Regions from separate parts of the Homo sapiens genome. Here region 2 is linked to region 1. Evidence: read pairs that join two places in POLR2A ChIA-PET (ENCODE). Cell type or tissue: GM12878. All regions are shown on one strand. Each heading gives the region's core, and the rest is flanking DNA. Links, peaks and the distances in the headings are about the cores only.

What was found. ChIA-PET counts read pairs that join two places held together with the same protein. Peaks named below come from ENCODE experiments on the same cell type or tissue, not always from the same donor. Only the 100,000 strongest peaks of a DNase experiment are listed, where the experiment ranks them.
Region 2: POLR2A ChIA-PET joins it to region 1 with 7 read pairs; 1 of 35 experiments calls an interaction of 5 or more read pairs at or near these places.

What each region holds. Positions count from the first base shown.
Region 1 is chr13:22,223,736-22,234,364 of GRCh38, reverse strand. The region is part of intron 1 of LINC00540 (long intergenic non-protein coding RNA 540); the gene reads right to left. Among named protein-coding and RNA genes, the nearest start is that of LINC00540, 19 kb to the right of the region's middle. In GM12878, for the core only: no CTCF peak of the experiment used is centred there; DNase peaks (open chromatin) are centred at 4,252 and 6,274.
Region 2 is chr13:22,113,613-22,124,241 of GRCh38, reverse strand. All of the region lies in intron 3 of LOC105370108 (a long non-coding RNA gene), which reads right to left. Among named protein-coding and RNA genes, the nearest start is that of LINC00540, 91 kb to the left of the region's middle. RefSeq lists an enhancer at 9,049-9,388. In GM12878, for the core only: no CTCF peak of the experiment used is centred there; a DNase peak (open chromatin) is centred at 2,721; H3K27ac peaks cover 554 bases.

The DNA.
Region 1 (10,629 bases), core at 3,633-8,632:
AAGCATAAATTACCACACTCTAATCCTTAGTTGTTAAAATGAACAGATCCTCCGGAACAAACCTTTTCCTGTAACACTAAAATACGTAATTCGGTGTCTTAGACTTCTATAAAGAGTGGCCAAAATTCAAGCCTTAATAGAGGCGGTCAGACAGCAGTATTCCAGAATCTGATACAGACCTTAAAAAGATTAAGCTATAATAATATTATAGGTTGGTCTCTGTATAATTTAGACTAACATGTGCCTAGAAATCAGACCGAACCTGAAGAATTCTATGTAACGGGCTACAGAAAAATTTCATAAGCTGTTTCTCTTTGTGGCTATAATAAACGGACTGTTAGAACTGAATGTAGGTATTTGAGTTCTAGTCCTGGCTTCCCTCCACTTAGCTGTGTGACCTTGAAAAATTTTATACAAACCTCACTATCTTCATCTATAAAGTAGGTACAAAAAACACATCTGCCTTCTTCTTGGGGCAGTTGTGAAGACCAAGTGAAAGGACATTGTAAATTAAGCATTGTACACATGTCAGGGTTTTGTGTTTATAAGGAATTTGGGTTGGTAAAGATATTTTTAAATTGTTCTGCTATTCAATTTGCATTTTGAAGATTAATTGTATAGGGGATTAAGAAAAATATATTTTTTTGGAACAGAAAATCTTTTGGCAGGCCAAATATTTGGGGGCTTATCTTACAGTTATTTTAAAGACTAAATTTTTTAATATTGATATTTACATAATGTGCAGGCATCAGAAGTGTATGGAAGAAAGTGGCAGCTGGTATCAAGGAGGTTTAATGATTCACTGTTGCTTTTTCTGTATGTTTGAACCTGAATAAGGTCAGACTTTTTCAGAAAATTTTAGGAAGAGCAAATTTAGAGACTCGGATAGTATTTTATAATTGACCTTTTAGTTGCGAAAAAAATTTAAACTCATGCAAAATAAAATAGCAAGTACAGGTTTTAAAATAAAGTATTAACCTAGAAAACACACTTAGTAAAACAGACAACGACTTTTAAAAGTTAGCATGCAGGTTATGGCTAATTCTAGACAAAAATTTAATTACGTGCTTTAACAAATAATAAAATTAAGAGTGGATTCACATTGTTAAAGAGGATCGAAGTGTTTTTCAGTCCAAGAGCACCTTATTAAAAAGTAGAAAGTGGTGTCATCTTCATTTACCAAATGAATAACACAGGTCTGGCAGATTTCAGAAATTTGCCCTGAGTTACATGGTTAGCGTAACTTTGAGTCCAAAGTTGTTTCTTGTTTTGTTTTTAACTTCTGCTGCCTTTTCAGCTATCAATTTTCAAATGGAAGGAAACAAGGCCATTTGATGCACTCAAGTATTATTATATATTTTTTACTTCCTCATATAGTTCAGTGAGAGAGCATTTTGAAAACTATCTCAAACCAAAATGAAACTACCATATGTAAAACACCTGGAATTAGGGTCCAGGTCTCATTATAGGTAGCTAAGGTGAACATGTACCCCTCTGTTAAAGACTATCTGAGAGTTTAATTCATATGATGAGAGAGGGAGAGAAAGAGAGAGGAGTCTCACTCTGTCACCCAGGCTGAGTTGAAGTGCAGTGGCGTGATCTTGGCTCACTGCAACCTCTGCTTCCTGGGCTCAAGCAATCCCCACACCTCAGCCTCCCGAGTAGCTGGGACCACAGTTCTGCACCACCACACCCAGCTAATTTTTGTATTTTTCATAGAGATGGAGTTTCATTATGTTGTCCAGGCTGGTCTCAAATTCCTGGTCTCAAGTGATCCACCCACCTCTGCCTCCCAAAGTGCTGGGATTACAGGCGTGAGCTACTGCCACATCTCTTTTAAAACTGAGAAGATTTGGGTCCACAGGGGAAAATGTCTAGACAATAGAGAGACAATTGAAAATAATTTTCAGCTGGGAGGCAAGTAGTGTGGACCAGTAACTATGGAAGGATGGCAATAGGCACAGGCTGGCCTGAGCCCAGAAACCAGCTGAGCTAGATGAAGCACACTTCCTGCAGCAAAGTGAAGGACCTAGGCCAAAAACAGGTCGCTAGTACTTAGGAGGTTGCACGTTTAGCAGGACTAAGAGAGCTTTGCAAGATAGCTCTTAAGTGAACTAATTTGCTGTTACACTGAGTAAGAGAATAGAGTCAGAAACAATGACCATTCCAACTCTCATTATCGTTAAGGCTATTTGACAGTGTTGCACAGGAGGTGCCCTAGTATCAATGTTTGCATCCAACAGAGGGTCCCTCTTCAATTTAGACCTCATTCAGGAACGGACCCATCTGATCAAAAAGCAGATGGGAAAAGGGAAAAATACAATCCTTCTCATGCTTCTCAGAATGGCAAAGACATCAAAAGCAAAATGCTGTTGGGCCAAGCTTGCATACACCAGACACAAAACACTGAAAGGGCAGCCGGCTGAGACCCCACTACAGGGAGGAACATACACAGCCTCAGGTGTTGACCAGCACATGCTACAGGGAAAAGCCATTTCCAAATGTGCATATCATCAAGATTTGAAATTCAAGTGAACTCAGAGAAATAAAAGACCATCCACAAAGCATGATGAGGGCTTTGAAACTAGAAAGTAACATCCCAGTGGGAGAAAAACAATTTGAGCAGAAATTAGGTCACCCACAAAGCATAGCCTTGACCAAATCAAAAGGAAATCTATCTCTTAACCAAATGTGGCTAAAGGTTTTCACAATTTGTTTGGTGAGACTAAACAAATCAGTATTTGTTTATCCCTAACTATACCTAGGTTACCAGTATAGTTATTGCTATGGTGTTTTCTTGGCTTATCCTTCGTTTATCTGGACAGATCATATAGTACCTAGTTAAAAGACCCGTCCGGCTTTTGTTGTAGATAGATATTGATACTATGTCACTCAAGGTCTGGCAAAACCAGATCAGCAATACCTGAGGCTACACAAAACCCAACTCTTTTCTATTCTATGAACTTCTTCATACAGATGGATGGATGGACGGACGGACAGATGGACGGATGGATGGATGGATAGATGAATGGGTAAGTGGATGAATGGGTAAGTGGATGAATGGGTGGGTGGGTGGGTGGATGGATGGATGGATGGATGGGTTGATGGGTGGGTGACTGGATGGGTGAGTGAGTGGATGGATGGATGACTGAGTGGGTGGATGGATGGATGAATGAGCATATAGATGGATGCATGGCTGGGTGAAGGGGTAGAGAGAAGGGCAGTTAGATGAATAGTAGAATTAGGAACTCGTACAAAACCACATGTAGGGAACAGATTTGTTTTAAATTTGGGGATTGATGGGATGATACATCTAATACCAATTAAGTCACTGAGAGACAATTTGGCACTAGGTTTTATCACAAAGGGCAGAGATGTAGTAGAATTAGATGACAGAATGGGAGAGAAGATGGACAGGGAAGATAAGCATCATTTTTGTCTGCACTTCAACCGTTGACTTATTTTCCAGTTTTTATTTAGCCCATGTTCACATGTTTAATGTGTCTGTGATTGATTCTGTTTCCTTCACATCACTTTCAAACTATAAACTCACAGGTGGCAGGGCCAGGTCTCTATGCATTGTCTCCATAAAGGAACTAGTACAAAACCACATGTAGGGAACATATTTGTTTTAAATTTGGGGATTGATGGGATGATACATCTAATACCAATTAAGTCACTGAGAGACAATTTGGCACTAGGTTTTATCACAAAGGGCAGAGATGTAGATTCTAAAGTAAAATTTCAATGTAAAATTACTACCAGAAGGCAAGTTTATGGAAGCAAGAAATATCAATAAGAACTAGAGACATAAATAATCCTAAAAAACTCAACCAGAATATGGTGACAAGAGCTTACCTCCATATTCCCTCAAATAGCCCCTCTTGAAATGAAACCATATAAAATAAGAAATTCAGCACAACCAAAATAATAACAGATGTACTTTAAGTGTTCCCAGACCTAAGCACCTTGGAAAGCTGAGGTCACATTGATTAAAAATGATTCCTCTCTTAAACAACTTTGACACATCGTCTTGGCTTTAGTAGTGAGCAAAGGAGGTCTTTGAAGAAATCTATACCAGGCCAGCTCAGCTCTATCATACATGGTTTTTCTGACCTTTTATTTTTATATCACTGTTCCAATTTTGTCAAGATCATGGAGGTTTTCAAGTGATGGTTCATTGTAATGACAGTTTAAAGCAAAGCAGGTCTGTGTGGGAGCCTGTACTTTAGAAAGACAGCATTGTGGGTTTCAGTCAGCCCCACTGCTTACCGGGAATTCCTCTCGGGGTGGTGCGTGGTTTAGAATGCTAGCACGTGGATTCTCAGTAGAAACCCTCTGTCCAACCCCAATAGCAGTTTACTTCATTAACATCAGAAACTGCAGTTTACTTCATTAACATCAGAAGGTCAATTCTACCTGTTATCACGTCCAGAGATGGTGAGTGCTCCATACACATTATTTACTGATTTTTATGCACCTGACGGCTTAGGAAATGTCTTGAAATCCACTTTAGAATGTTGCTGAAATGATTTCAGTGCTGGGGGAGGAGCAATGGGAAGACCTGTGGGTAATCAAAGGCCTGGGATCGAAAGCCACACCTGGGCAGTGTGGTCCCAAGGTGACAAGGGATTCTAGCCAAGCAGGAACGGGTTTGTGCAGAGGGCTGCCTTTGTCTAGGAATTCTGTCTTAGGCTTCTTATTAACACTCTTGCTGTCCATCATCATGTGACCTGACAGAGATGGAATCTCCCACATCTGGGGACAGCATCCCCCAACATCAGTTCACAGGAAGCCTGTCCCGCAAAGCATACAGTGCACACCTGCCTGAAAATACTGACTGCCAATATTTTGGCAAGGAATGGAATTCTTGTGTTTTTGTTTGCTTGGTTGGCTTTTTCTCTCCTAGAAGTCCCTGTAGGAATAATTAAACCAAAAGTTATTTAATCAATCAAGCATTTAATTAATCAAAGGTATCATGTGTATTTTTTTCTAATAGACTGGATAGTCATGTGTTGTATTGCAAGTGCTCAACAGCCTTTTAAGTTGCTAGGCTCTTCAGGCACAGACACTATTCTTCCAGAAGCCGGCCCTGTCCTAGGACTGTGGGTCGCACCTGCACATGTGCGTATTGTGTGCATAATCACTGAGCTCAACCAATAGCCATGGAGCTTTGTAACAGTTGACCTGGGGCACATATGTGTGTGTGTGTTTGTGTGTCCACACTCCCAAAGGAGTAATGGCAGCACATCCAGGAGACAATCAGAAGGTACATCATCCATTAGTTTAAGTTCCACTGAGAAATCAGCACCCTCAAAAGGCCACACTGCAGGCAGTTACCATGAGTGTCAGTACCAAAGTCCTTAGCTTGCATCACCAAGTTGCTCAATAAATCCTTACAAGTGTTGAGGTTTTGCTCTGATATAGGAGCTCAAACGAGAGGATGAGCACAGTGGTTCATGCCTGTAATCCCAACACTTTCAGAGGCCGAGGCTGGGGGATTAATTAATTGAGGCCAGGAGTTTAAGACCAGCCTGCACAACATAGCGAAAACATTTTTTTAAAAAATTAGCCAGGCACGGTGGCATGCACCTGTAGTCCTCACTACTCGGGAGGCAGAGGCAGGAGGATTGCTTGAGTCCAGGAGTTCAAGGCTGCAATGAGCTATGATTGCACCACTGCACTTCAGCCTGGGCAACAGAGGGATACCTCATCTCTATTAAAACCAAAAAAAAAAAAAGAAAGAAAAAGAAAAAGAACTCAGACAGAGGCTGTGTCTTCTTCATGCTTCAATCTGCTTCAGAGTCAGGCTGGCCGGAGGTCCAGCAGCATCAGTGTCACCTGCAGAATTGCTAGAAACGCAAAGTCAGGGCTCCACCTCAGGACTCCTGGAACAGGGTCCATATTCTCACAAGATACTCAGGGGTATGTTGGGATGTTGAAATTTGAGCCTCACTGCTCTAAAGTAGACAAATAGGACTCAGGATTTGGGAGCCACCTGGCAAATCCCAGAGACACGACTCCACCTGTCATCCCTGGAGCCGAGAACCAGCAGAAGTTATGGAGTGCTTACGGCAGCTTCCTCACCCACTCCTTTGCTAGTCCCAGTTTTCACAGGGCAGAGAGATGCTCCCTGGGTTGCCAGCATATTCCAGGGCTCAGACTGGAGAGAAAGTAGAATGAGAGGTGGCTCTCAAAGGTTTGCAAAGTCTTCTCAGGCTGAGCAATGAAGTGTGCCTTCTTCCTGTATCTTCCACAAACCCACATACAGTTAAGAAGTTGAAGAAAAAAAGAGGAACAAGGGACAGTTGAAGCAAGCCTACTGAAGTGTCCGATGAGATATATTTTTAGGTTTCTGGACAGAGGCTCAGGTCAAAAGGAGTCTGATGAACCTGAACATCATTGATTAAATCATTCACTCATTCACTTGATATTAATCAAGTAGCTACCCTATGGGAGGCCATGTTTCAGGTGCTGTTGTGCCAGCACCATCCCTGATACAAGGCTGGACATCCCCAACATGAAAACAGGGTCCCCAGAGACACCACCTGCTACACAGAGTTTCCCTCCAAGTTGGAATCCTCTCAGGAAAGGCTGGGCCAGGTACAATAGGCTGTTTCTCCCAGCAAGGTCAAGGAGTCATCGGGGTGACTGGTTTTCAAAGCGGAGCCTGATCCACCCCTGGGGAAATGCCCTTGCTGTCTACTGCTATCTGTTTAAAAGGTGGCTCCTTAAAGGGTTAACATCATCCTCAGTGCTACTCTCAGATCCTACGCACAAAGAATATTTAAAGCACATCTCCTCCACTGCTATTTATCCACACGCATTCCCCACCCCAGCCTAATCACATTCCTACTTCAGTCTATTCATAAAAATGTTGGTGTAACAAATGGCTATTTAAAGTCCTCCTTCGGGAGCAGATGCCTCTTTGCCCTACAGGCTCCTTGAAAGTAGGCACCTGTCTGAGCCCCCCGGTCGGCCTGCCAGTTTGTCTTGTTCATTATTTCTTAGTTCAGCGAATTACCTTACTTCATGAGGCAAGAAAAATTCCTGGCACTCTCTCTCATTATTAAGAATGATTTCTTTTTATCCTTAATCCCAATGCCCAAACACTCAGTTGCCCATGGCAGGAGCTAATGTGTGTGCATACCTGAGATAAGGGCCAGTCCTCTTGGCCTTTTTATTAGGACATTATGTTAGATGGCTCTTCTCCCTTCAGTGCTTCGATACAATTTCATTCCATGTGAATAGGGGTGGTTCTCCAGAAACCCCAGCCCTAGTGAGACACACGTTCAGATTTTATGAGGTAGGTGCTGAATTTGGCTCATTCCCACTGGGACAAGGATTCAAGGGCAGCCTTTCAGAGCACATGGCTTTCTCTTTATGTCGCATAGGTTACAATGCAGACTGCAAGGACCACAGTCTTCAGAGTAGGATTTTCCTCCTATCTGAATAGACATATTTGCAATCATTTCCAAATGACACTGTAGAAATTACATATTTATCAAATAATCCCGCTTGGTTGGTTGTACCAATTTGTACATCCTGAAATCATTTCTATAACAACATGGAAAAGGGAAGGCTCCTCTTTGGACTATGAGAACTAGGAATTCATTTCTAGTCTATTGAGACTTTCCAAACTAAATTTTTTTTCTTTCCTATATCAAATAAAGTGATTTTTGTGATCATTTTCATGTAAACAATTTGCATAACAAGAGCCAACATTTAAACACTGTGTCTGTGCAGTTGTCTCCTGGCATAGACCGAGAATGTATGAACTCAACATGTTTGCCCCTCTGTCATTCAATGATGTGAGTGGACAAGGTTGGGATGGAGACTGGAAGTAGAATTTTCCAGAAGGTGTTGCATATAAATGTGGAAGTATATATATATCCTCATTATAATGGGTGAATTTTATAGCTATGTCTACATGTGCAAATTAGTCTATTTTAAAGTGCTATACTATTACCAACATAAGGCAGCCGGAGTGGAGATGAGTCCCAAGATTAATTAAAAGGAACTGGCTATTTAAGAAAGTAAAATAACTGTATCTAAGTTGGAGAAAGATGAGTTTGGAAGCAGACAAACGAGTGAACCAAGGGAGAAATGGCTGCTGGCTCTCTGCCTGCAAGTCTTTAGAGGATGTGAGTGCCACTGAGGAAAAAGGGGACTGTTGTTTCTCATGGCACCAGGAGGCTGTGACTCGGAGAAAAGAATGAGATTAAAACTTTAAAAGCAAAGACAAACCTTCAGCTCCAGAAGAACGTTTCCTAGAGATTGCTCTAAGCTGAAGAAAATTATCCCAAGGAAGTATACTCATAGGATTGTAAAGGGAAAGTCTTAGAAAACCTGAACTCATATGTCTCAAGCAAAGGACTTGATGTCCCAGTAAGATGTGTGTTGCCCTGAATTTCCACTTTCTGCCTAATGTGAGGCTCCTGGACATGGGAGAGAATCACGTGCTGCCATGCCTCTACCCCAGTGTGCTGTAACATGGCCCAAATGCTGCTCAGCTTCCCGCATCTATGCAGCTCAGAGCTGCAGTGGGTCTGTGTGTGAGTGTTGGCACTAACCCAGCAGGCTCCAGCCTTGAGGGATGTTTCCCAGGATGTGCAGCCACCAAAGAGGCCCCATGAGAGGATGATTCCCTATACCTCTGAGTACCTTCACCCTAGAGAGCCCTGTTGTCCCATCCGTCTGTGGGGAAATGAGTGCTCCCTACCTCAGTACCTTGCCTGGGGAGTTACCTGTGATGGGCTCTGTGACAGACAGCAGAAACACGGTTCTGATCATCAGACAGCCTCCTCAGTGGTTCTTGAGCTGAGAACACAGCCACTGCTTGATAAGGACTGAAGGTACCACAAGCAATGCAGACTTCACTGCCGCATTAGCTGCCTCTGACCAGTTTTCTCAAGGTAACTGTACCAAGAACACAGAAGGACCCTATTCACCCTAAATCCATGCATTTTTGCAACTGCTTCTCCCACCTGGAACTGCAAAAGAAGCAAAGGTCCAGCGAGAAGCACCCAATGCATAATCCTTCTCTAGTGACCCATAAGGAAGTGGAAGCCATGGGGCTTACAGACTCACCATACCAGGCCAAGAATTGGCGTGGCTTGCAGAGCTCAAATCAGATCCACATCCATTCCTGGCCCGTCACACCCACATGCATGCTACCTGAATCCTGCACTACATCCCTCAGAAGCTTTAAAGCTCATGGTGAGCTTTAAAACCAACTCCCAGACCCCATTCCTAGAGACACTGGATTGAATCAGTACCCCAAACTAGAATGTGCAGACACTCAGAGCCACTAGGGCAGCTTATGGCCATCAGATGCTTATATGCCAGAAGGTCTAGAGATGACAGCCAAATCTTGACTAGTCCGTATGTCAAGGGATCCCAGGTACTAATTTTCATAGAGAAACTGCCACAGAGGATGCCACATACTCTGCCTACTTGATTTCTATTTGGAGGGCAGCACTTTGTAATGAAAATCATGTTGGGCCTGAATCCCCAGGTGTCGCTTTAGTCACCGGAAGTTCCTAAGCCTGCTTCTTTACCTGTGAAATGGACTAATACTTATGCAAAAGGTTCACTCCAAGAGTTAAATAATAGACAGCATATACAAATGCTTGGTAGCCAATAGGTTAGCTGGATGTTGGTCAACTGAAAGCATATTAAGTAAAAGAGAGGTGTCAGATACTTAGAAGGTTCAGTTTTTACACTTTGGTTTTGTTTGGTTCATTTATTGCCCATGTGTGAGGTCAAGGTCAAGCTGATAGGTTCCTGATTCCATTGCCCCTGGCTGGAATGTCAGCATCACCAGGGCAACAGTTGTGTCTGTTTTTTTCATGTGCCTAGAACAATGCCTAGAACATTACAGACACTCGATAAATATTTTCTGAATAAATTAATATGAAGGTAGACAAGTGACTTTGCCTCCCTGCATCTGGTCACTGTCCAGAGGAATCTGAGCAGTGTCCTGGCATCGTGCCTGGAGGACACTGACCATGGGGATGCCTGTGATGCTCAGACACAGCCCCGCATGCAGAAGATCCTAGAGAGGCGGCCCAGAAGCACCTCTCAAGTGCCAGGCAGTGCTTTAAGGCTTCTGGAAACATCCGATGTCATTATTTAGGGGGAGATTATGAAACAAAGCAATCTTAATTTTCTTCTATTGCTCTTTTTTGGGGCTTAGAGCAAAGTTAGTTCAAATATTTTTAAGCGGCTCTCATCACATAGGACTAAATGCCTTCAGATCCTTCTGTGATTCTGCAGGGAAGTTGTTTCCGGCTCTGTCATTTTCTGAGAAAAATTACTTGCCAAGGTGTCTCTTGCAGTGTGTGGCCTGGTATTCCAGGTGGGATCTGGTCTGAGCAGAGCAGTAACATCTGCCCTTAGACGGTGCCAGGCCCACTCGAAAACGCTTTATACAAAATCCCTCAATGAATCATCTGAGCAACCTACAGGGGGGTGGGTACTGCCATTATCTACTCGTGCTCTCACTTTAGAGAAGTAAGAACTGAGGCACAGAGGGTTGTTTGTTGTTTTTCATTCTTTTGGTCGAGGCCACACAGCTCCTAAGTGGCAGAGCTGCAATAGGACTGTTAAAAGAAAAACCTTAGCCAA
Region 2 (10,629 bases), core at 2,506-7,505, 110 kb after region 1:
TGCCCCCTTCACTGGTTTACCCAGGCTTTGGGTGCCAAATCTTCTACATATTGAGGGACGTGCCTTCCTAAGATACATGATGGCCACTCCACAACTAGCCATTGCTTCTTCTAATCTGGCTAGGGTTGCCAGGCTTAACAAATGAAAATGCCATCAAATGATTCGACATGTTAGATTGTTTATGATACATTCAATACTCAAAACAAGCTTGGTGTGAGGACAGGGTGTTGGTTAGAGGGTACAAAGTTTCAGTGATGGAGGTGATGAATACGTTTATGGCCTTGATGGCCATGACAGTTCCACAGGTGCACACTTATCCCTGAACTCATCGAGTTGTACACATTTAATATGTACAGCTTTTAGTACATTAATCATACTTCAATAAAGTGGTTTAAAACAAACAAAGCTAGGTGCATCTCAAACAGAGACCTTGTCAGCATCAACATATAAAAACTAATAAAAAATAAAAATTTCCAGTGATCCCATTACTGGGCATATACCCAAAGGATTATAAATCATGCTACTATAAAGACACATGCACACGTACGTTCATTGAGGCACCATTCACAATAGCAAAGACTTGGAACCAACCCAAATGTCCATCAATGATAGACTGGATTAAGAAAACGTGGCACATATACACCATGGAATACTATGCAGCCATAAAAAAGGATGAGTTCATGTCCTTTGTAGGGACATGGATGAAGCTGGAAACCATCATTCTGAGCAAACTATCGCAAGGACAGAAAACCAAATACCGCGTGTTCTCACTCATAGGAGGGAATTGAACAATGAGAACACTTGGACACAGGGTGGGGAATGTCATATACTGGGGCCTGTCGTGGGGTTGGTGGCGGGGGAAGGGAAAGCATTAGGAGAAATACCTAATGTAAATGACGAGTTAATGGATGCAGCACACCAACAAGTGATGAGTTAACTGGTGCAGCACATGTATACATATGTAACAAACCTGCACATTGTGAACATGTACCCTGGAACTTAAAGTATAATAAAAAAAATTTTTTACTATGTTCTAGTCTGAAGAATGCTGAATAATAATAGCAAGTGCTACTTAATAAGCACTTCGCATCAGGCATTATTTTTACAACAAATTTACAAGGCAAATTTTTATTCCTATTTTATTGAGAGTGAGTATTCAATCAATTTGGGCTCTAAAGATACCATCGAAACCACTGAGCTTCAGATACAGTACTTAGGCAGTCTGCAGCCTTGTGGGCACATTGAAGCAAGGCTGATACTCCCACAGGTGTCCCTGGTGTCATTGGACCAGTTGTGCAAAACCAGCATCATTTGTTTGCTGGCATGATTGTTAAATACGTTTATTGTCATAGCTTCTGGAAGCATCTAGATGTGTAACATCTCACATATTTAAAATCTCAGAAAAATGCACGAGTTTTACTCCTTTATGGGACTCTTTCAGAGCTCCTACATTTCAGCCCCTGTGAATTAAGCAAACTACACCCACATCTACAATTTGAGCTCCTTTGGGATTCACATGTGCTTTTTGATTTAAGAAGGGTAATTCGGACTCTTGGGAAAAATACCAGAAAGGTTGCACCTCCAAACCTCCCCACCCCTGACCACTTGACTAAGAACTCCCTATCCTATAAACTTTTCCTCTATGAATACAGGAAAGTCAACCCAGAGAGATGATGTTAGATAAATGCATATCATCCTCCTCCTCCTGGGAAAGTCTGGTGTTGGATTCTATGCAGCTAGCAGCTGGGACAATGGACAGAAAAGATCGACACAACCCCCAACTCCCCTTCCAGTTCTCCCTTGCAGTCTGACATCATAAAGCAAGCACCAAGCCAGACACAGTGGCTCCTGTACTCCTAGCTACTCAGGAGGTCAAGATAGGAAGATCACTTGTGGCCAGGAGTTTGAGACCAGCCTGGGCAACATAGTGAGACTCTGTCTCTATAAAAAATAAATAAACATTAGCCAGGTGTGGTAGTGCTCACCTGTAGTCCCAGCTACTTGGGAGGGCAAGGCAGGAGGATTGCTTGAGCACAGGAGGTTGAGGCTGCAGTGAGCTCTATGATGGTACCACTGCACTTGGCCTGGGTAACAGCATAAGACCCTGTCTCTTAAAACACACACACACACACACACACACACACACACACACGCGCGCGCGCGCACACAAAGCAAGCACCAAAGTGAAGAGCCAGCCCCTTCATCAGAGAGAATCTTCCCTTTGGGCTGTTCAGGTCACTTACACAGACTCAAGTAAATTTAGAACCTATTTATCTCCTGCAACTTGCAGAGTTCTATGCCATTTAAGAAATAGCAGGTGGTGGACTACCCACTGCTAGTAAACACCACGCTGAGTGCCAGGCCCTTCTTGCGCGGAGGATAGCTGTGTCACACAGTTTGGCCTCTTTCACAGAAGGGGACATTTGTGGGATGAAGTGACATCTTTTCAAAACACCAGAAGGCTTCAGACTGGCCAGAGCACCAGCCGGCCTGCCTGGCCAGCACAGCTTTCCGTGGGTGCACAGCTGTCTAAATGGAGATGGGGAAATTACAGGGGACAGACAAGCAACCAGCTAAAAAAGAAAAAGAAAGAGGCTGAACCATGTCTCCCTGTTTACAAGGCCGCCACCTTGGAGTCCCAGGCAGGAGAAAGTGCAGCTTGAAGACCTGCCATTTGCAAATGAGCGGGCAGCCTTGGAGGAAGTACTTTTTAACCCCAGCCACAGAAACTGTCCGTGGCAAAATGCGTTGGAAACTCACAAGGAGGGAGATCACCAGGCAGCTTGTCAGTTTAACTCTTTATCGGAACGCACTTAATGGGATTTTACGTTCAGCAATATGAACTTTGAAATACTCAAGTTCATGTTTCACCTGCAGAGCTCCCATCTGTTTTCACTTCACCCTCAGAATTTCCATCTGCTCTTTTTCAGGCCTGTCTAATGGGATGCCCCGTTAGGCTCTACAGCTTTTCCAGGTGCTGAAGTCATGGAAATTTTAGAGCATTTTTTTAAAAATAAAACTTTTGGTCCTACAAGTTACCTGTGAAAATTAATTCCATTGTACAACAGCGTTCCTTGAAAGACATTTCCCAGAATGTGCATTAAGAGGTACCATGGCACATATGGTGATGGTTTATTGCTACACTTTGTGATGCCGGGAGCTCACAGGGGACCTTAAGTAATACAGCTAGGCAGAGGGCTGTGCCCAGGCCATGTTTCCCAGCTGATCACTCAGAGCTTCCCAAGTTCAAGGCCAAACCTGCAGCTCTTCCCTCAACTACTCTGGGCTACGTGAGGGCAAGATGAACCTCACAATTTCATTTGCGCATCCTGGCCTGACCTCGACCTCCAAGCAGCTGACCTGTGTGTGAGGTCAGGGGAACAGCCGCACAGCTTTCTGGAGGCATAGGGCTGGCAGCTTGTAGGAAGGTGGTTAAAGCCATAATACTAGCGTTTGAGATGTGTTCGTGTCAGTGACTCATTCTCCTTGTTTCAGATCCTCCAAAAAGAATTTCACACTGGAAAAGCAGGGGCATTCCATATAAAGTCTGAGATGATTACTAGTGGGGACCAAGTGAGAGCGAAACAAAGGAAGGAGCTAAATATGGCCGTGGCAAAGGACTGGAAGATTTGCAGAAAAACATTTAGTGTACCAAAAGGTATTTACTGTTTACTCAGAAAGGTCTCCAAGTTAGACCTCTGGTTTATCCAATATATACTAGAGATACTGATTCATTTAGCATATGATGCTTTAAGGTCAATCAAAGATTAAACAGGTCACAGGGTCACAGGTTACATGAGTACAGTGGGCAAAGAAGCAGGTCCTGCTGTGTAATTTAGACAGATCAAAAACGGACTCAGATTGTCTCCTCTCTGCGGATCCATCAGCTGGAGATTCACTGTTTGGGTTTAGCAGCTACGATGAAGCTGCAACATTTGCCCACTTAAAGCATTTAATTCAAATGTGCTGAAAAGTGATATGCATTGTTAGCAGCCTGGCCTTTCCATCAGATCATTGGAACCTTCTCTTTTATGCAGTCTTCAGTCTCTCCCAGATAGAAACGCCTTGTCTCTACCAGTGGGTCTCTCCTACTCAGCTCCCTAAGACGGCATCCAGGTGTAAAGGGTAGAAGACAACCCACATATCCTCCCATTGGGAAGGGGGACCCTCTGACCTTGCATGGCTCACTGGGTATGCACTGGTGACATCTGCTGGTTTCAAAGGTTCTGTCCCTTGTCCCAAATGGGACCTACATGCCCGGGTAAACTCATGGCGAGTCATGGGTTCCAGCCCTGCTCTGACGGCCTTGAGTCCATTCTCTTTGACTGTCCTCCCTTCAGCCCTCACTGCCTGGAGACCGGGGCCATCCTCAGCAGGACCAGAGCTGACCCACTGACCACCCCTTCCCTCTCACCTTCAAGCACAGATAAGGGTGTGCTCTCCTTGGCTCTCCTCTACTAACACATCCTTTTACCACTGAAGATCCTGCCTCCCCATTCCTCCGCCATCTGCAAAGGGATGTGGAGAACGCTGAGATGGAACATCTAGGCTGACCCTTGATATGCCAGAGGGAGAGGAGAAGAAAGAACTTAAGACAATTCTGTGTCAGGTCTCAATAGGATTTGGAGTTTGGAAAGCTACTTAAGCAGTCAGTGAAAGTAACCAAAGAAAAGTCCATTTTTATGACTAAAAGAATGAAGCGTATCACTTTCTTAGTTTTACTACCTTTGTCAATTATAAAAAAAAAATGCTTATACATAATATTGTCTGCCTAAAGCTGTAGCCATGTCAGATTCCATCTTTTTTCTCCTTCTGTGATAACAGATATACTGGAGAACATGTTCTTTCTGTGGGTCAGGAGCCTGCCTGAGATCGGGGCTAGAATACAGTCTGTTTCAAGAGGTCCATGTTCATTTTTGAACTTGTGGGTTCTTTTCTGCCAGAGAAGCTGAAACACCTCTATGAAACATACTCTTGAAGATTTCTCTGTCTCAAGCTCAGTGTTTGCCTGAAAAATAGCATCAGCAGCAACAACAAGAAAAGGAAAGCAAACATTTGATGTGATTTCAGCTACATAAGCAAAGTGTTTTCTCAAAGTTTGAAGATGCCTTCATTTAGTAAAGAAAGCCATAGCCCTACAGCACACATATGCGTGGATCTAAGATTTTTCATCTGCTTGTAGCTTTCAAGACGAGAACAAAGAAAATGCTAACTTCTGGGGTCAATGCTCAGTGACCCGCAGGGCTTCTGTGGGACTTGGCTAGAAATGGACAAGAGAGTTGTGTGATATCCTAAAGGTAAAGTGTAAATATTCCCTCCAGAAGAACACTCCAGGTATGTCATCAGATTTCTGAGATCCACATAAAAAGAAATCTTGAATTCTTTGTTATGGTGGTGAAGAATGACTAGAATTGCTAATGTTTTCATTACTCATTACTACTTCATTACTCCAGAAAAAATTTCAGTATAGTTCTAGGAAGCTAAAATACAGATTTGCCAAAAGATGCTCTGGATTTTAAATACAATAATTCGGGATTTAGATTTCTACTCCTATCTTCACAACATGGCATACTATCTTTACGACCTGAGATTTACCAACCTCAATCAGTACCTGCCTCATAGGGTTACTCTAAAGATTAAATGAGACGGTGTTTGGAAACATACATTGTAAGTATCACATGCCTGGCATGTGGAATGTGCTCAAAACACAGAGCCTATTATTCTATTATTATTACAAATCGTATTTTAAACCTTAACCAGGTCCTTTTTCATCCAACAAGTTTTATGCAAAAGAAAGCAAGACATGGGTGGCTTCAGCACTAAATGAGGTAATGTTTTTGAAAGAGTTGGCACAGTGCCGGGGCCATCCCAAAGTCTAGCAGGGCCAAGTGACTTGCTTTGAGTCCCAGAGGTATGTCACTGCTTCCCAAAACTGAGGTTCAGATCGAGGGCTGTCTCAGATCCTTTTCCAATTCACTATTCTGATAGTTAGGAGTAGGGATCAGGGAGTGGCTTTCTTTTTCCTCTTGTTCTTGTATAAGGAACATAAATCCTTTAAGAAGGTTATAGTCATATATATTACAAAGCATAGATGTTCACGGCCTATCAGGCACACAAGAGTTTCTATCCTCTTACATCAATTAGTGCCCTGGAGTCCGCCTGAGCTACAGTAAACATCTGGGATGCTGGGGGTGGGGCAGGGGTAGGGCTGGGGGAGGAAGGGCTAATTCAATCACTATATGCACATGATCTTGGTTTTGAGGCTGTCAATTAGGATGGAAACAAGTCACCAATTACTTCCAAATACCGGGAAATTTCGGTGAGATGTTCATCTGTCCATTAAGAGCCCAACTCAGCAGCACACTCCCACCCCATACCCTCAAATGCATTTCCGACCTGCCACAGAGAAGCCATCCCATCTGGCAACACTGAGGTCCCATGGTTCAGCAGGGATAAGATTTTCAGGATGGCATCCAAAGCCTTTATCCCCCACAACTCATTGGCCATAGAGACCTTTATACCTAGGATCCATACGCCCTTGAAAAGCATCCAGGGAGGCATCAGTTTGTTTGGCTCTCTGTTCTTTTATACAGTACTTATTGAAGCTCTGTCTGACCTGCATGATCTCTTCTCAATGCTGCTTCATGGCTTATATTCCACAGAGAAGGGACATGTTGATCCCTATGATACCAGCGGATGTTAAATAATTAAATATTCTTCTCTCTAATGTCTGCCCTCAAGTCTTCCCCATCCTACTGGACAATGGTAAGATAGTTTTTAATTCCACACCCCTACCCAGCCACGCTTTTCTGTCAAAGAGCCCAGTTGTGTTCAATTTCTAAAATAAGCTGCACTGCCCTCCAATCAGTTGGCGATTCACTTTCAGGAACTGCCTGCCCCGTTTCTTTTGGAGTGAGCTCATTACAGTCTTTGCTCCCACCCCCATCCCTGTCTTTCTGGAGCCCTCCAAGCCTGGTGGGCATCTGCATCTGCTCCCATTGGGTCCTGTGCCCACTCAAATCCTCGTCCATTTCCCACTATTAGATAGAGGCCAAATGTCGCCTATTCCAAACAAATGACTCCCAGCTGAGGCGCCTAAAGACAAGAGCCAATTCCCACAAGTGTGTTAATTTATCTGCTCAAGCCCAGCCTTAGATCCCCTGACTTAAGCCATTTTTATTACTATACTATGAAAATCAAAACAAAGAAACTGACTTTGAAAGTTTTTTTGATGGGATCAATTTGTACTGAGCTCAATATTAACATCTACCCCAGAAAGCTTATTCTACAAGGCACAGATAACAGATACTACTGATACAAAGATCACCAGGGCAAGCCACCAAAAAGAAAATGTCAGACACAAAAAATGATAAGGGTGTTGCAAGGCTGTCATCATTAAAATTCTATGGTAACCTTCATTGTTTACCAAATCCTAAGAAATATAACCTGATTTTTCTTCAGGAACAATGCAATATTCCTTTGGAGACAATATAAGTGCAGTTTCAAATGATTTACCTCTATCACAGGAGAAATGGCTTTTAAATTCATTGGAATAAGGATATTTCAACACCCAGTCTTATAGTCAAGCAACAGACCAATAGTCAAAACAACAATTTTACCAAATTGTAAAAGAATCTTCACATTAAATACTCTATATATCAAACACCTCAACTATGTTAAAAAATCACAGGGCTCTGAGTTTACACATCAAAAGCAGAGGGGCTCCGTATCTCCCTTTTGTTCCTTGATAAAAATAGCCAAATGAATTTTGGCAAAGGACAAGCAAATTAGTAACCATACCACCAGCAGCATTACAACTGTGGTAAGAAACTCAATGGAGCACTGTGTAGAGTCAGAATGGCCGGGTGCCGTGGCTCACCCCTGTAACCCCAGCACTTTGGGAGGCTGAGGCAGGTGGATCACCAGAGGTCAGGAGTTCGAGACCAGCCTTGGCCAACATGGTGAAACACCACCTCTACTAAAATACAAAAATTAGCTAGGCATGGCAGTGTGCACCTGTAATCCCAGCTACTTGGGAGGCTGAGGCAGGAGAACTGTTTGAACCTGGGAGGCGGAAGTTGCAGTAAGCTGAGATCGCATCACTTTACTCCAGCCTGGGAGACAGAGCGAGACTCGGTCTCCAAAAAAATAAAAAGAGTCAGAACATGGCTAGAAAACCTCCACTGGCTGAAAGAATGTCCGGAACATGCCAGGCAGTGTCCTTAGCTGCACTGCCTTTAAACCCAGTAAGGACCTTGAACAGTAGACATTGTTCTTCCTACTTTATGAATGTTGGAATCTGATGATCAGAAAGATTAGCCAATCTGCCCAGTTAATACACAGAGGAATGGATCTGATTCTAAAGTCCTTGGACTTTACGCTAACATTTTCCAAATGAATAAACGTCTTAGTACAAAACACCTCCGGGAAAATGTTTAACATAGACTGAAAACATCACACCTTTCCATGATGTAGAAACAGAAGGAATAGGATGTTAGTTATAACAACACTTTCTTAGGCATTTCTCCAGTGAAATATGTTTTTCACTGACAGGTCAATTTCATGAACTAGAGCCAAAAAATCACATGCAATGGATACAAGTGAAAATAGGTATTTTCCTCTATGTGTTTCGGTAATGACAGCACATCTTTTATGTACAACCATGGAAACCATACTCAGATAAAGGAAGAGCAATTTCAGGTTATCTCCATAACCCCAAAGAAAATAGTCCAAAGTATTACTATTCACCTGAGGAAAAGAAACCACTTTAGAACCATCTGAAAAATATCCTCTGACATCTACAAGAAAAACATAGCCCTTGTTGAGCTGAACTTTTCACTTTTACATTCACCAGGTTACCATCTTGCTAAAATCAGATGACTCTTTACCTAAAAAACAAATCAAACTTGGCATCCTTCTCCTAAAGCTGCAGTTGTTGCTGGTGTTTTGATGGGGCGGTGGTTTGGGTAATGAAACAGGGAGAGGTCAAACATTCACACACCAAGAGTGATGACCTATTGGAATAACAGGAAGTGAAAACAAACTCAATTGCACTGGGGAGAGCACATCAGCAAAGGGGAACCGGAGGCCTCGAGGAGCATGCAGGCCAAGGCTCCGCTTCTTAGTCCATCCCTCCTTTGACTCTGATTTCATCACCTTGCCATCTGATCCTCCTGGTTGATTTCAATTAATTTCCAAGGATGAGAAAACTCACACTTCATTCCAATGCCTGAGAACACCCGAGTGACTGATTTATGGAGACTGTTGTTAGAAAGACAAACAATGACTTGAAATGGCCAAAGAGTTAGTGACTTGCACAATGGTTTATGGTGACCTCAGATGTGGGAGAAGGTTTCAGTTCTTACATTCAGGGTTGAATTACCACCACTACCAAAATAGCTGGGGAAATTTCTTTCCATGATGTCAGGCCAATAAGCAGTGTTTCTAAAGGAAACGAGTCACTGTGGTCTTCACTTCCCCTTCACTTAACCAAGGAGGGGGTTAAAATACAAAACATAGAGGTGTTAGGACTGGCGGCACGTTTTGTTATTTTTCCAGAATGCATCTCTTAGTTTTTGTACTCTGCGATTTTCTTTTTTTTTTTTTTTTTTTTTGATACAGGGCCTCACTGTGTCACCCAGTCTGGAGTACAGTAGCATGATCATGGCTCACTGTAGCCTCAACTACCCAGGTTCAAACAATCCCACCTCAGCCCCACAGGGAGCTGGGACTATAAATGTTTGCCACCATGCCCAGCTAATTTTTTTTATTTTTATTTTTTATTTTTATTTTTTGTAGACACAGAATCTCGCTATGTTGCCCAGGCTGGTTTTGAACTCCTGGCCTCAAGCAGTCTTCCTGCCTCAGCCACCCAAAGTGCTGGGATTACAAGCATGAGCTATATGCCATTTTCTAAAGGTTTTCTGTTTCTTTTTCTGTAACAAGTCTGACTTTGTTAAACGTGGCTCATTCAGTCCTTTCTCAAACTTAAAGTGTCATGTAACTTCTGTGACTTCTACTCTTGAGTTCACCACCTTTCTTACCTCCAAATACCCACCCACAAACGGAAAAACAAACAAACAAACAAACAAAAAACAGTGACCTCAGCAACACAAAAACACAAATTGAAAGGCTCCTGTCCTGAATGTAAAGATGTATAATCACTTACCAAAATAATTCAACATTTAGTAAAGCATCTCTATCTATGAAAACCCATTGAGAAAGAATGTTTAAAATGATGTCTCTAATAATTCCTTTTTTTTTAGTTCTTCAGTTTTAAGCTCAAAACAGAGAAAATGCTAAGAGCTCGCATTTCAATTACAATCTCCTAGGGACACAGAGGTATTGGAGTCAGTCTCTCATATCATCAGAACCTGAGAGAATCGTGGAGAGTTAAGTGAAGATGTGCACCAAACCAATCATACAGGAACACAAGGAGAAAAATATTTCTAAGACGCAGAAAAAAATTCAAATGATAACAATTATTTTTCTAAGAGAGAAAACATCCACAAAATGCATTTCAATCTGCCCAGTGAATGATTTTAGCATTGTCAGTAGTCTCTACACATGACTAACTTAGAACAACAGAAGTAATTCTGAGTAAAGAGGAATCAGAATAAGTTTTATATT